2 separate regions of the Homo sapiens genome follow, and region 2 is linked to region 1. A link is a loop called in an ENCODE intact Hi-C map of the cell type or tissue named here. Cell type or tissue: GM12878. All regions are shown on one strand. Each heading gives the region's core, and the rest is flanking DNA. Links, peaks and the distances in the headings are about the cores only.

The links. Peaks named below come from ENCODE experiments on the same cell type or tissue, not always from the same donor. Only the 100,000 strongest peaks of a DNase experiment are listed, where the experiment ranks them.
Region 2: a loop joins it to region 1, with 2.2 times the contacts of the local background. A loop is called at or near these places in 1 of 110 quality-filtered maps.

What each region holds. Positions count from the first base shown.
Region 1 is chr10:50,504,791-50,512,718 of GRCh38, reverse strand. All of the region lies in intron 3 of SGMS1 (sphingomyelin synthase 1), which reads left to right. Among named protein-coding and RNA genes, the nearest start is that of SGMS1, 120 kb to the left of the region's middle. RefSeq lists enhancers at 1,195-1,294, 3,960-4,039 and a silencer at 1,476-1,770. In GM12878, for the core only: no CTCF peak of the experiment used is centred there; a DNase peak (open chromatin) is centred at 4,178; H3K4me3 peaks cover 382 bases; H3K27ac peaks cover 1,964 bases.
Region 2 is chr10:50,344,949-50,352,096 of GRCh38, reverse strand. All of the region lies in intron 6 of SGMS1 (sphingomyelin synthase 1), which reads left to right. Among named protein-coding and RNA genes, the nearest start is that of ASAH2, 97 kb to the right of the region's middle. In GM12878, for the core only: no CTCF peak of the experiment used is centred there; a DNase peak (open chromatin) is centred at 4,476; H3K27ac peaks cover 2,055 bases.

The DNA.
Region 1 (7,928 bases), core at 1,605-6,604:
GTTTACTAATCACTAAACCATTTCTACATGTGGAAGCTCAATTAATGCAGGGCCAAGAACAGTGTCTTTTTTTCCCATAAACTCTTGGGCAGCCTGCGAACTTCCTCATAGCTGGATCAGAAGGCATTGCAGGATAGGACCCAGCCCTCATGGACTGGCAAACCCAGGTCATTGCCTTGTGCACAGAGGGACTCCAGAGGGTTTTGGAACTGGTATGTGAGTTGACGTCCTTGATCTCATTTCTTATTAATTTCCTAGCTGACTTCCATAGCAGCTGTTGCAAATACTTGCTTCTTTTTGAGCTCCTGGTCTCCCATAGCCCTGCTCTTGGCAAATGTCCATATAAACAAAGTCATGAAGACAGAGAGAGAGCCCTTTCTCTCTCTCCTTTCTGCTTCAGGGTATGTCTGGTTTTTTTTCTCTGACAGGTGCTAGCTTGGTTCTGAGTGCTATCATGTATGGAGAAGTCTTGTTTCCTACTCCCTCACACCATCTCCTTCTGTCCTGCGTCTGCCCTCTCTCAGGTGCCCAAGTACCCTGTTGCCATATTCAGCTACTCTGTGGTATGCTTCTTGAACCGGATAGCCTTCCCCATGCCTTTGATTGGTATCTTTCCTATTATGACCCATCTGTTTCACAATCCACTCCCTCAAAGCCCTACTATGGACATTGTAATCTGAAATCATACCTTGTATGTGAACATTCACTGAATGTTTATTGACATCTACTGTGTGCGTGGGAGCTGAGGGTACAGATGCCAGGAGATACGGAGATGAGTCAGACTTCTGAGATTATTAGTATAGAATGGAGAGAGAGACATGGGACAAATAGCATTAGAGATTAATGACAAAATTATGTACAGGTTAGAAGGGAAGAGGGGCAGTTTACCTTGAAGAATTTTATAAGTGTGGATCCCTCAGACAAGAGGAGAGGGTCATGCCAGAGCCAAAAGCCAGTGATGGATTACTGTGTCCCCACTTTCTGATAAGATTTCATTGTGACTCATCTAGAGCAGAGGGAGACCTCTGTAACTACAAGATCTCTAGTAGTAGCGTTTGGCTCACTGTGGCAGGTGGTTGCAAAGAACCTTTTAAGGCAGAAATAGGCCTATGGGTGTCCTAAGGTAACATCACATGGATAATTGCCAACTCTGTATATCTTTTGGGCTGGACTCTGACTTAAGGAGAAGTTAAGAAGTCTTCAGTGAATTTCTTAAGCCCTGAGCATCTTTGTATTCTGCTTTAAGAACTTGTTGGTTTCTGTGTTTCATACTCAATGGCTCTGGCACTTGGATGACCTGGTCCCACAGAAGGCCTTGAATACTGAGTCTGAGGATGGGGCTTGCTTACAAGGACCTTCCTCACTGTCTTAACCAGATTGTGTTTTAACCTTTCATCTCACTTTTTACTTTTCATTCATGGATAGTGTCTGTCACTGTGTGTGTGTGTGTGTGTGTGTGTGTGTGTGTGTATGAATGAGTGAATGAATATTTCTCACACTCTAAATTCTTTTAAAGGCAGGAAGTACTGTTCTCTTGTTTGCTATTTTATCCACTCTGCCTCTACTGGGTCTGGCATATAATAAACAAAGAGTGAACAGGACAAACACCCATTCTGAAAAGTGAACTTCTCTGGCAATTGTGGTTTGTACATACCAGCTGGAGCATAGACAATTGGCTTTTTAATGTGGTAAGGGAAAAGGTCAAAAGAAAGTCCTCATCATTTACCAAAGTGCTTCCAGCAGATGATGTTTATAATCCCAAAAGGGTCTTTTCAATACATAATGTGCTTTGATGGAACAGATTTATATCCCGATTGTGGAAATTGTTATATAAATCTATATATGAGATAAAGTTTTATAGAATTGTATGTAAAAAAACCCAAACAAACAACAAAGAACATGTAAAAACTAGTGAAATCTGAACGTGGGCTGTAGTTTATTAATAGTAATAGTATTGTACCCAGTGTCAAGTTTGTGCTTTGATAATTGTATAGTTATTACGTAAGATATGGGGAGAAGCTGGGTGAAGGATACACAGGAACATTCTACAATGTTTGTATCTTCTATGTGAGTCTAGAGTTATTTCAAAATCAAAAGTAAAAAAAAAACACAGAGATACCACTACACATCTATTAAAATAAGTAAGAAGCAAACAAACAAAACAAAAACAGATAATACCAAGTACTGACAAAGATACAGAGCAACTAGAACTCTCCTACATTGCTGGTGAGAGTCTGAGAAGATATAGCCACTTTGGAAAATAGGTGGTGTTTACAAAGTTAAACATATACCATATAAGCGAGTAGTTTCACTCTTAAGTATTTATCCAAGAGAATTGAAAACCTCTATTCACACAAAAACCTGTAGGCTAATACTTCTAACAGCTTTATTCATAACTGCTAAAACTGGAAAAAATGTAATTGTCCTTCAACTAGTGAATGGATAAACAAACTGGTATGCCTATTAATGGAATACTGTTCATCAATAAGAAAGAACAACACAACTATTTGGCTGAATCTCAAACGCATTATGTTATGTGAAAGGAGCCAAACTCAAAAGAATCCATACTTTATGATTCAATTTAAATGACATTCTGGAAAAGGCAAGAGTATAGGGTTAGAAAATAGATCATGACTGCCAGGAGCATGTGATGGGGGAGAAGATTGACTACAAAGGGCATAGGGAAATTTTTGAGATAAATGAAATGTTCTATATCTTGATTGTGGTGGTGATTACATGACTGTGTGTGTTTGTCAAAACTCATTGAACTGTACACTTAAAAGATTGGATTACTGCATGCAAATTATACCTTATTAAGTCTGACTTTAAAATAAAAACACCACCAACAAAAATAAATAATTGATGATGCACTTTGGCTTAAATACCATCAAAGGATCATTTTGTTAGCTACTTGGATAAGGATTTGTTAAGTCATTAGTTATACAGAATGCCTCATTCAAATACAAAGGTGCAGCCCTTTCAGTACTCTGGCTTCTAATTGGGTGATGGAAATAGCTATTACTATAGAGGTGGATGCTCTAATGATCTTTGTTAAACAGAATGCTGCTGGAAGGTTAAAACAAAAGCTGCTGATTCTAGCGTTAGTGGAGATAGTGTTTAGTATACAATGTGCAGTCAAATTTCACTCTATCACCTCTCCTGATTCCTTTGCCATTAAAATATTCATCACTAGAGAAGAGTTGACTTTTCAGATCCGTTTTAATCTCAGCCATAACAAATGCACTGTGATATATATATGTGTATGTATATTTTCCTAGAATGGCTTATCAAATGTCTTACTGGAAAAACCAACATGTTTGATTTGGTGGGAGGAGGAATGGCTAATTTAATCACTCTCTAAAATACAATTCACAAATGTTTACAGCAAGAATTGGAGGGTTCTAACTGGAAATTTGAAGCTGTAGAGCTCTTAAACTGTGTTTCTTGATAATCAACATCCTTTATAAATCAAAGTAAAGATATGATTTTGAAAGAAGGCTTAAATTCCAAACTCTTGGCTGTGATTCGTGGGGTTGAAGGATATAACTTCTATCCTTTTGGGACAGATATCTCAACAATATGTATAAGATTACACAGTCTTTCCCCAACAGGAAATTTCTTGTTTATTTAAAACTGGGATTTACTAAATTGGTTTGAATTTAATGCTGTTCAGTAGTCAACTCAGTTGAGCAAGCACTTACCAATAATCATTAACTAGATGCCACATCTGTGATGAGGTGCTGAGTTTACACAGGCAAATGAGCCCCAAGCCCTGTTTTTAAGGAAATTACCATCCATCAGGGTGGACCAAACCATGTACAGCCAGCTAAACTTCAGCAACAGGGGAGATCTCTAAGGAGGAAGCTATTACATAGGAGATGACATTTGAATTCAGCCTTAATGTGTTAGCAGAATTTGGTCTAGTGTGGAAGACAGAAAGCCCAAGGTTTTATGGCAGAGGCTTAAGAACTTCACCGACAACTTCTTATATTCTCCTTAGGTCAGAGCCTGGTCCAAAAGGTATAGAGAATTGGCAGTTACCCACAAGTCTGCCCCAAAGAGGTTCTTTCCAACCACCTGCCACAGTGAGTCAAACAAACTCCGCTGTTGGAGATCCTTTACTTAAAGAGGTCTCCCTGCGGTCTAGACTAGTCACAGTGAAATCCCATCAGAAAGGGGGCCATAGTAATCTATTGCTGGCTTTTGGCTAATGACTGACATGACTTCCTTTTTGTCACTTGATATTTCACTGTCATACCAAGAGAGATGTTAACCGCAGTTAACTGATGAGAAACGTGAGCTGAAGCAGCTTGTGTCACTTGCCCTAGGATGCAGCTCTAGGATTCAGTCAATGTCTGACTGTGCTGGTTTTCCACTACAGCCCATGTGGCCTACTATGAGGACATGGAGACCCCATAAACTTATGGCCCCTGAGTCTCAGCCCTCAAGTGTGGTTAGCATGCCAAAATGGTAAATCTTTGAATACTCTTGGATTGTTTAGCTCTTTAAATGTTTGAGGTGCTCTTATATACATTATCATTTGATTTTTACTTTAAAAACAACTCACAGAATAAACGACTGTAGTTTTAAATAGAGCATTGTTGTCACACAGCACCTTTGGGGAGCCCATACATTGCTTGAGGTGGTCAAAGACTGGCTGAGTTGCTGGGGCCAGTAGTAGGGAGTGGGTACATCTTTAGCAGATCCCATGAATTGTCCCTCATGGGATCTGTTGTGGGGGATTAAATGGTTCTCTTCCTGTCTCCAACTAAGCTGAGGCTTACTGTAACCAGAGGAGCCACTGGCTTGGAACCCCTGGTTGGAACATAAGTTCTCTTGGGCATTGCCATTCCAGGGTATTAGGGTATTGGGGCCTGAGGCCCCTGAGGATAGCATGAAGCCATCTGGGGACTTCTCCATGAGAACTTCTTGTCACTAAGTGCGTGTAATTGCTGATTTAGTCTAGCCTGGCAGGCCCAGTGGTTCTGGTAAGTGGTGTTATTATACCAGGCTATTGGCTGGTAGTTGGCTAATTTGAGGAAAAAAAGAGGTGGTTGGATTCTATGGTAAATTCAGTTGGATGCAAGTGATAGGATTTGCCACAGGGATCATAAAAATCAGGGTGCTGTTCAGGGTGCACAGGTGAATTCCATGGCTCAGGCCTGATTTCACTCCACTGTAGGTACAGAGTGTGATCATGTGTGCAAAATTGTGCTTTCTGCCCCTCCAGAGTGTTTGATAAAGGAATGTCCAAGCCGCCTGTATTTTAGCCTGTTTCGCTCAGCTTGGGCTGGCCTGAGCCCAGGACCTTGGTGTTCCTGGGCTTCTGTCGCTCAGAAGAGCTGCATGGGAGCTCAGAGACAAAGGGGCTTGTTGTGTGAACTCAGATCAGTGGCAGCTGCAAGAAAGAAGAGATAAAGTCCTTCTGTTTTGCTTTTGCTCAACTCTAAATGGTACTTTAGGCTTTTTATAACATTGCAGTGTTCCTTAGGAAAGCTTGACTTGACACACTTATTCTCAGGGTTTTAGGGACCCTCTGTGAGGAATGGTTTGATCTGTCAGAAGGATGGCCTGACAGGGATAGAGCTTTTGGCCAGACCTAGCTACCAATGGGCTGTGTGATCTTGTGCCAGTTGCTTCCCCTCTCTGGGCCTATAAGCCTGGGGGAGTTTGGACTAGAGCAGCTGTGTGTTTCCCATTCGGTACCAGCATTCTGGGTGCATTTGGTACTAGAACAATGGGTTGTAATGGACATGCTTTGCAGGGGTTTTGGGGCCCGACAGTATTGCTTCCTATTCCTGGGTTGAAGCACTTATTCATTTGGATCATGGTGTGGCTGCAAAGACTGGGTTCAGTTAAGTGAGGTCATGTGCGTGAAGCACCTAGCAGGGTACCTGGCACCTGGGAAGGGTGCAGCTAATGGTGGCCACTATTAACATTTAAATTAGGAGGTATGTGCTTGCTGCACTGCCTTTTTACTTCCTGTCACAGAGTAAGTGGCTCCCATTATCTTTAATTTAAAAAAATTCTGATAATTGTGGACAAGCAGCACATCCCTTTAATTTGCTCCTGGAGGAGTGACCTGTGTGATCTTAGGAGTGAGTGGGCAGCTCTGCTTTGCTGCCTTCCCTTTTAGTGTAGGATTCTGTAATATGAAATGAAACTGAGCAGACACGTGGTCTGAATGGCTCACTTAGGGACTTCATTATCTATGTATGGATTTTTCATAGCTCCTAACTTTTTTTTTTATTAGGAAGGAAATCTGTGTGGCATAGATGATGCCATGGAAAAATGCAACTGTAAATTTTCTTTGAGCAAGAACACGGAAGCATGAGAAGGAAGGCTTAATTCCTTCTCCAATATTTATTGAACTCGGCTATTTTTCAGGCACTAGAGATGCAAAAATGAGTACAATCAATATGGTCTTTGCCTTCATGGAGATTAGTTTATTGAGGCAGAGCAGACATTAAATTACAGAAATAATGATTTAATTATAGTTGTGACTAGTGCTGGGAGAAGTACAGAGTGTAGTAAGTTTAATAAGTGTGTAATGTAGGATCTACATGTAATGGGGAGATCAGAAAATTCACTCTGGGGGAATGACTTCTAGTGAGAAGTCTGAAGGGTAAGAGGAGAGTATTCCAGGACAAGGGAGATGGGGAAGGCAATTCTCCAGGAAGAAGGATGGGAAGATAGAGTAATCAGGAGGGAGAGGAAGGATCACAGCTCAGTTTCAGGCCTGAGCAACTGGGAGAAGGCTGGTGCCATGTCTGCAGGTAGAAAATGTTGGTGGATTGTGGTTTGGGTGGGAGTGGGGTCAGCCGGGCACCCTCCTTTCTCTTTAGAGGATGCTCTCCCCCCGCAGATATGGTGTGCTTTGCTCCCCATTCCTCGGGCCTCTGCTCAGATGGCCCTGTTAGGGAGACTTTCCCTGACCACTTCAGGTACATCACCCCCTCCCATCCCTGCACCCTTGGGCTCAGCAGCACCTTTCACTGCCTGATGAGCTGTTGGCTGCATATGAACTCCTTGAGGGCAGAGGTCTTTGTTTTATTCCCTGCTGTATCTATAGCACCTAGAACAGTGCCTGGCATATTAGAAGCCCTCAATAAGTACTTGTTGAAAGAATCATGAGTTTGCCTTTGGTTATAGTTTTTGTGTCCTTTTCAAACTTGAGTGACTTTTTAAATTAACCTGAGGCTGGAGAGGAGAAGGGTGTAGAAGTACTGTTCACTTGACATATCAGGTCTTTTTTAAGGCAGGAAGAATGGAAAAGATGGATTTTCTTCTTTTAAAAAATTTCAGTGTTAGGCATGATAGAACAGAGCAGCTAGAAAAATGTTTGAATATGACTTTTGTTCGTTATAAATTGGTATAAAAATCTACCCCTCTATCTGGTATTGACTAGATTTTGGGGCTAAATTATAACCTATTGTAATTCCTCTGATTGTTTCTATGGGAGGAGCTGTTGACTTTTTAATTTAATTTTCTAAATTTATTTTTGAGACAGGGTCTCACTCTGTTGCCCAGGGTGGAGTGCAGTGGCACAATCATAGCACACTTCAGCCTCTACCTCCCAGGCTCAAGCCATCCTCCCACCTCACCCTCCCAAGTAGCTGGGACTACAGGCACACACCAACACACCCAGCTAATTTTTGTATTTTTTTCTTTTTATAGAGATGGGGTTTTGCCGTGTTACCTGCACTGGTCTCGAATTCCTGGCCTCCTGCCTTGGCCTCCCAAAGTACTGGGGTTACAGGCGTGAGCTACTGCACTTGGCCAAGCTGTTGACTTTTTTATTGTATCTTTTTACTACTGGGGAGAGGTATGGAGGCTAGGATCAAAACTTCATCAAAAGGGAAATTTGAGAGCAGCAGTCGATAAAAACAATTTGTTAAGAGATATTTTTGGATCTTTGGGTCTCTGTA
Region 2 (7,148 bases), core at 1,739-6,738, 160 kb after region 1:
AAGTTTCAAAACTTGCTTGGAAAAATAAAAGTTTATTTGCTCTTGAAATTTCGAAGGCTCTCTTTACTCGTGGGTCAGAATGATTGGGCTTTAAATATGTCATTTGTAAGTGGCAGCTTCAGTATATATTTATGAAGTGTCACTGTGGACCGAATTGGGCAATAGATAAGAAGTGTAGGTTGTTACAAGAAGACCAAGATATACTTCCTAGAGTAATTAGTAGCTTTTATTCCTTTTACATGATTGAATCCTCCCAGCAGTAGCAGCCTGTGTGAAGGTAGGTGTATTAGTTCGTTTCCACACTACTAATAAAGACACCCCGAGCCTGGGAAGAAAAAGATATTTAATTGGACTTACAGTTCCACATGGCTAGGGAGGCCTCAGAATCATGGCAGGAGGCAAAAGGCACTTCTTACATGGTGGCGGCAAGAGAAAAATGAGGAGCAAGCAAAAATGGAAACCCCTGATAAACCCATCAGATCTCATGAGACTTATTCACTACCATGACAACAGCATGGAGGAAACTGCCCATGATTTAAATTGTCTCCCACTGGGTCCCTGTCACAATACATGGGAATTATGGGAATTCAATTCAAAATGAGATTTGCGTGGGCACACAGCCAAACCATATCATTCTGCCCCTGTCCCCGCAAAATCTCACATCCTCACATTTCAAAACCAATCATGCCTTCCCAACAATCCCCCAAAGTCTTAACTCATTTCAGCATTAATCCAAAAGTCCACAGTCCAAAGTCTGATCTGAAACAAGACAAGTCCCTTCTGCCTATGAGTCTGTAAAATCAAAAGCAAGCTAGTTACTTCCTAGATGCAGTAGGGGTACAGGTATTGGGTAAATACAGCATTTCCAAATGGGGGAAATTGGCCAAAACAAAGGGGTTACAGACCCATGTAAGTCCAAACTCCAGTGGGGCAGTCAAATATTAAAGCTCCAAAATGATCTCCTTTGACTCCAGGTCTCACATCTTGGTCACACTGATGCAAAAGGTGTGTTCCTATGGTCTTGAGCAGCCCCACCCCTTTGGCTTTGCAGGGTACAGCCTCCCTCCCGGCTGATTTCATGGACTGGCATTGAGTGTGGCTTTTCCAGGTGCATGGTGCACACTGCCAGTAGATCTACCATTCTGGGGTCTGGAGGATGGTGGCCCTCTTTTCACAGCTCCACTAGGCAGTACCCCAGTAGGAACTCTATGTGGGGGCTCTGACCCCACATCTCCCTTCTGCACTGCCCTAGCAGAGGTTCTCCATGAGGGCCGGGCCCCTGCAGCAAACTTTTTCCTGGGCATCCAGGCATTTCCATACATCTTCTGAAATTTAGGCAGAAGTTCCCAAACCTCAATTCTTGACTTCTGTGCACCCGCAGGCTCAACACAATGGGGAAGCTGCCAAGGCTTGGGGCTTCCACCCTCTGAAGCCACAGCCCGGGCTGTATTTTGGCCCCTTTCAGCCACTGCTAGAGTGCCTGGGACACAGGGCACCAAGTCCCTAGTCTGCACACAGCACGGGGACCCTGGACCCGGCCCATGAAACAACGTTTTCCTCCTGGGCCTGTGATGGGAGGGGCTGCTGTGAAGAACTTCTGACATGCCCTGGAGACATTTCCCCCATTGTCCTGGGGATTAACACTAAGCTCCTTACTACTTATGAAAATTTCTGCAGCCAGCTTGAATTTCTCCCAGGAAAATGTGTTTTTCTTTTCTATCACATAGTCAGGCTGCAGATTTTCCCTTATCAAACTGAATGCTTTGCTTCCCTTATCAAACTGAATGCCTTTAACAGCACCCAGGTTACATCTTAAATGCTTTACTGCTTAGAAATTTCTTCCGCCAGGTACCCTAAAACGTCTCTCTCAAGTTCAAAGTTCCACAAATCTCTAGGGCAGGGGCAAAATGCTTCCGGTCTCTTTGCTGAAACATAACAAGAGTACCTTTGCTCCAGTTCCCAACAAGTTCCTCATCTCCATCTGAGTCCACCTCAGCCTGGACCTTATTGTTCATATTGCTATCAGCATTTTGGGAAAAGCCATTCAACAAGTCTCTAGGAAGTTCCAAACTTTCCCACATTTTTCTGTCTTCTTCTGAGCCCTCCAAACTGTTCCAGCCTCTGCTTGTTACCCAGTTCCAAAGTCGCTTCCACATTTTCAGATATCTTTTCAGCAACACCCTACTCTACTGGTACCAATGTACTGTATTAGTTTGTTTTCATGCTGCTGATAAAGACATACCCAAGACTGAGAAGAAAAAGAGGTTTAAATGGACTTACAGCTCCACATGGCTGCAGAGGCCTGAGAATCATGGCAGGAAGTGACAGGCACTTCTTACATGGTGGTGGTAAGAGAAAATGAGAAGGAAGCAAAAGTGGAAACCTCTGATAAACCCATCAGATCTCATGAGGCTTATTCACTACCACAAGAACAGTATAAGGGGACCACCTCCATGATTCAAATTATCTCCTATTGGGTCTCTCCCACAACACATGAGGAGAATGGGAATTATGGGAATACAATTCAGAATGAGATTTGGGTGGGACACAGCCAAGCTATATCAGTAGGTAAGGTAGTTGTTAATCCTATTTCCCAGAGGAAACAGGCTTGGCAAGGCTAAAGGACTTTGTCGAGAAGGGAAGTAGCTGGATAGACTCTCAAACGCAGGCTCCCTGGCTCACTTGGCTAATACTCTTTCTACCATAGCACACACATAAGACCATTAAATTGTATTGTGTACCACAGGTATTCATGGTTTAGGAATTCAGGGAGGAGAAAAGGATTATGAAGTGGAGTAGACAGCTAAGGCTTTGCAGAGAAGGACCTTAAAGACTAAAGGAAGAATCTAAACTTCTTGATGAATACGTAGAGAATTCCAAGTTATGGGGAAGCACAGGGGTTATTTTAAGGAAGGAATAATTTTGTTGTCCCAGTTAGTTAATAGAAGCCATTAATTTGTCTCACTGTCTCAAAGAGGCCCTGATGGGGCTCACCTTTGCAATATTCGAGTTCCTTTGTTAGATATGTGCTTGCCATGCTTGTAATGCCAGATGGATACTTGATGGACCATTATGAAATTGGCTCCTAGCATTTGATTTTTTCCTATTTTAAAGTTGATTGTCTATATACCTGTTTTAGTACCAGTACCATGCTGTTTTGGTTACTGTAGCCTTGTAGTATAGTTTGAAGTCAGGTAGCGTGATGCTTCCAACTTTGTTCTTTTTGCTTAGGATTGTCTTGGCTTTACAGGCTCTTCTTTGGTTCCATATGAAATTTGAAGTAGGTTTCTCTAGTTCTGTGAAGAAAGTCAGTGGTAGCTTGATGGGAATAGCATTGAAGCTATAAATTACTTTGGGCAGTATGGCCATTTTCATGATATTGATTCTTCCTATCCATAAGCATGGGATGTTTTCCCATTTGTTTGTGTCATCTCTTATTTCCTTGAGTAGTGGTTTGTAGTTCTCCTTGAAGAGGTCCTTCACATCCCTTGTCAGTTGGATTCCTAGGTATTTTATTTTCTTTGTAGCAATTGTGAATGGGAGTTCACTCATGATTTGGCTTTCTGCTTGTCTATTATCAGTGTATAGGAATGCTAGTAATTTTTGCACATTGATTTTGTATCCTGAGACTTTGCTGAAGTTGCTTATCAGCCTAAGGACTTTTTGGGCTGAGATGATAGGGTTTTCTAAATATACAATCATGTCATCTACAAACAGAGACAATTTGACTTACTCTCTTCCTATTTGAATGCGCTTTATTTCTTTCTCTTGCCTTATTGCCCTTTTCCTATAGGACTCCAATACTATGTTGAATAGGAGTGGTGAGAGAGGGCATCCTTGTCTTATGCCAGTTTTCAAAGGGAATGCTTCCAGCATTTGTCCTTTCAGTATGATATTGGCTATGGGTTTGTCATAAATAGCAGGGACATGGGTGAAGCTGGAACCCATCATCCTCAGCAAAGTAACACATGAACAGAAAACCAAAAACCACATGTTCTCACTCATAAATGGGAGCTGGACACAGGGAGGAGAACATTACACACTGGGGCCTGTCATAGGGTAGGGGGAAAGGGGAGGGAAAGCGTTAGGACAAATACCTAATGCATGAGGGGCTTAAAACCTAGATGATGGATTGATAGGTGCAGCAAACCACCATGGCACATGTATACCTAAGTAACAAACCTGCGTGTCAGCACATGTATCCCAGAACTTAAAGTAAAATAACAAATAAATAAATATTTCTTAAAAAGTTGATTATCTCTTGAGAGGAGATTATGTGACTCTTCCTCTCATCAGAGAGGACTGAAATAACACTTTGGCCTCTGTCTGGTCCCTGTGGTTCTCAGGGAGTTTCCTATCTTGGCTGGCTTCCTGTGCTGGGCAAGGGGGAAATGAAGAACCTAGGTGAAAAGCCTGTGTTCATCTCCCTTGGGCCTCAACACTCCACTGAGAATATTTCTTTAGAGTTCTCATACCCATTTCAAGATGTTGAGGGTTCCTTTGGCTGTTTTCCTAACTCTGCTGAGAGTGTTTGAAGGGAGGCCTTGGGTCTGAGGCCAAGGAGTTCCCCTTTTCTTCCTGACCTTCTGCCAGAACTCCCATTTGGCATGTGTGTCTTCTTGACACTCTCTGGGCAGTACTGGTGGCAATTGAAATTCTTTACGGTGGTTTTTAAGCAGTCAGAGATGTACTTTGGTTTTACATTTCTCTAGAGAATGCCCATCTTATTCTCCTTGCGCGTCCAAATTGTTTTACAGCCATTTTCATTGTCAATGGTATTTTCAGCAGGTTTGTTTTCCATTAAGCCATCTACACATTACTAGGTCAAAGGAATATTTTTGAAGATATTGAGCAGACATTGATTATCTTCTGAGCCCTGGGCATGTAGATCTATGGGTGCTTAACATTGTAGCTACTTCACATTCACTCGTAGGCTCTTTGGGGAGTCTAGACAGACACTTAGTCACAGGAAGGTGTGACAGGGAAAGTGCACGGTACTATGGATGCTCAGAAGAGGGAACACCCAGTTTGTTTGCAAAGTCTGAAATATCTTTAAAAGCTATTATTGCCACTTGATTGGTTGTTATATGGACTGAAAAACTGAGAGTGGACTCTCAGAGTAAGATTGGGACTCCCAGAGTAAGATGGGATTCTTTCTAAAGTAAGATTTGGGCCAGCCCGAGCAACATAGTGAGACCCCCCACCCCAATCTCTACAGATATTTTAAAAATTAGCCAGATACAGTGGCATGCACCTGTGGTCCCAGCTTCTGGGAGGCTGAGTTGGGAGAATCACTTGCACCCAGGAGATAGAGATTGCAGTGAGCCATGATTGCACCACAGCACTCCAGCCTGGGCAATAGAGTAAGACCCTGTCTCACCCTGACAAGCAAAAGATTTTGGGATTCAGTAGAGATGAGTCCTATAGGAAAAGGGGCAAGGAGTAGGACAGCCTTGATGAAGTCGGCTTGAGAAATCCTGGTAAATAGTTTCTTTATTGGAGGATTTCCTGGAGGTTTTAACATCCTAATGCATACTGCTATCCCCAGGAGAGATTATAGTATGTATTCCTAGGCTTATTTGGCTATATATTTTTTAAAAGCTTGGAAGATTTTATCAGATTATTATTTCACAAAAACATACTCAGGGAAATAGCATTTCAAGCCCTTAAATCTCCAGATCTTTGCAACAGTCATCATTTGAGAAAAAAAATTAGCCCCCTGGTAGGTAGAGTTTTTTTTATAGTGAGATGTAGTGGACAGTGGCTACTGGATATAATAGATAATTTGAGAAAGAAAAACAAAAGGATATGGGTACCCAAAGACCCATCTGAAAATCACTGCTTTTAGAGCTAGGTTATGTTTCATGAACTTTCACATATGATTTCTTAGTTAAATATCGACAACAACCCTGTGAAGGAAATACTTGATTATCATTATCTTCATTTTAGAGGTGAATAAGCTGAAGCTCACATAATGGATTATGTATGGGAGATGCTGAGAGTCAAACTGTGGTCCGTCTTCTGCCAAAGGCCACATTTCATCAGCTATTATTATGCTTTGTTAAGGAGTTTGTTAAGGTCTTTTATTTTTAACTTTTCTTGTTTTTTATTTTGTATGATTGTGATAAAAGTAATATATGCTTATTAAAGAAAAATAGGTGGAGAAAAGTAGAAAATACCTACAGAACCATCATTAAGTATAACTGCAGTTAATATGTGATATATTTCTTTCCAGTTGTTTTATACAATATTATGTAAGTTGAGTATCCCTTATCCAAAATGCTTGGGACCAGAAGCGTTTCGGATTTCAATCTTGGGGATACTTTGGAATATTTCCAGAATGCACTCAGTTGAGCATCCCTGATCCAAAAATCTGAAATGCTCCAATGAGCATATTCTTTGAGTATCATGTCAATTCTCAAAAAGTTTCGGATTTTGGAGCATTTTGGATTTTGAGTTTCAGCATTAGGGATTCTCAACCTGTGTACCATAGTTAGCCATAGTTACAGTTATATGTATTATATATACACATTATACATGTATGTTTCTATTTATGCATAAATTTATAAAATTTTGAATCCTACTTTAAAATCTTCCCTACAGATGTGCATTTGGTTATTTTCACATAGTTAGTAAAATATTTTAATAAGTAAATCCACTGAACTAGAACTCAGAAACTTAACTTGTAACTCTTCTATGCAGACTGCCATTTGGCCATGGGCAAGTTTCTTGACATTTCTAGAACTCACATTCTTCATTTATAAATGAAGGAGTTGGATCAGATCCTTAATTTTTAAACTGTGGGATCTCACAGAACCCGAGAGGGGCTGAGATTAAGAAAGATCAACAGAGCAGTCAGGACCTTGGCCCTTCACATGGGCTTCAACCCAAGCAGCGGCATTTGTAGATCTTTTATCTATTTGGGACCTAAGCACATATGGAAAAGGGGATTCACTGATTTTTTTTTTTTAAAGAATATAAAAATATTAAACCAGTTGATTTTGAAGCTCAGCAATTCTGTGAGTTGCTGTATGTTATGTACATTTTTAAACATTCTTCACGAGGTAGAGTAAGCAAATATATTTTATTCTTTTAAATTATCTCAGGAAGCATGTAAGGACAAAGAGAATACCTGGTCTCTTGACCAG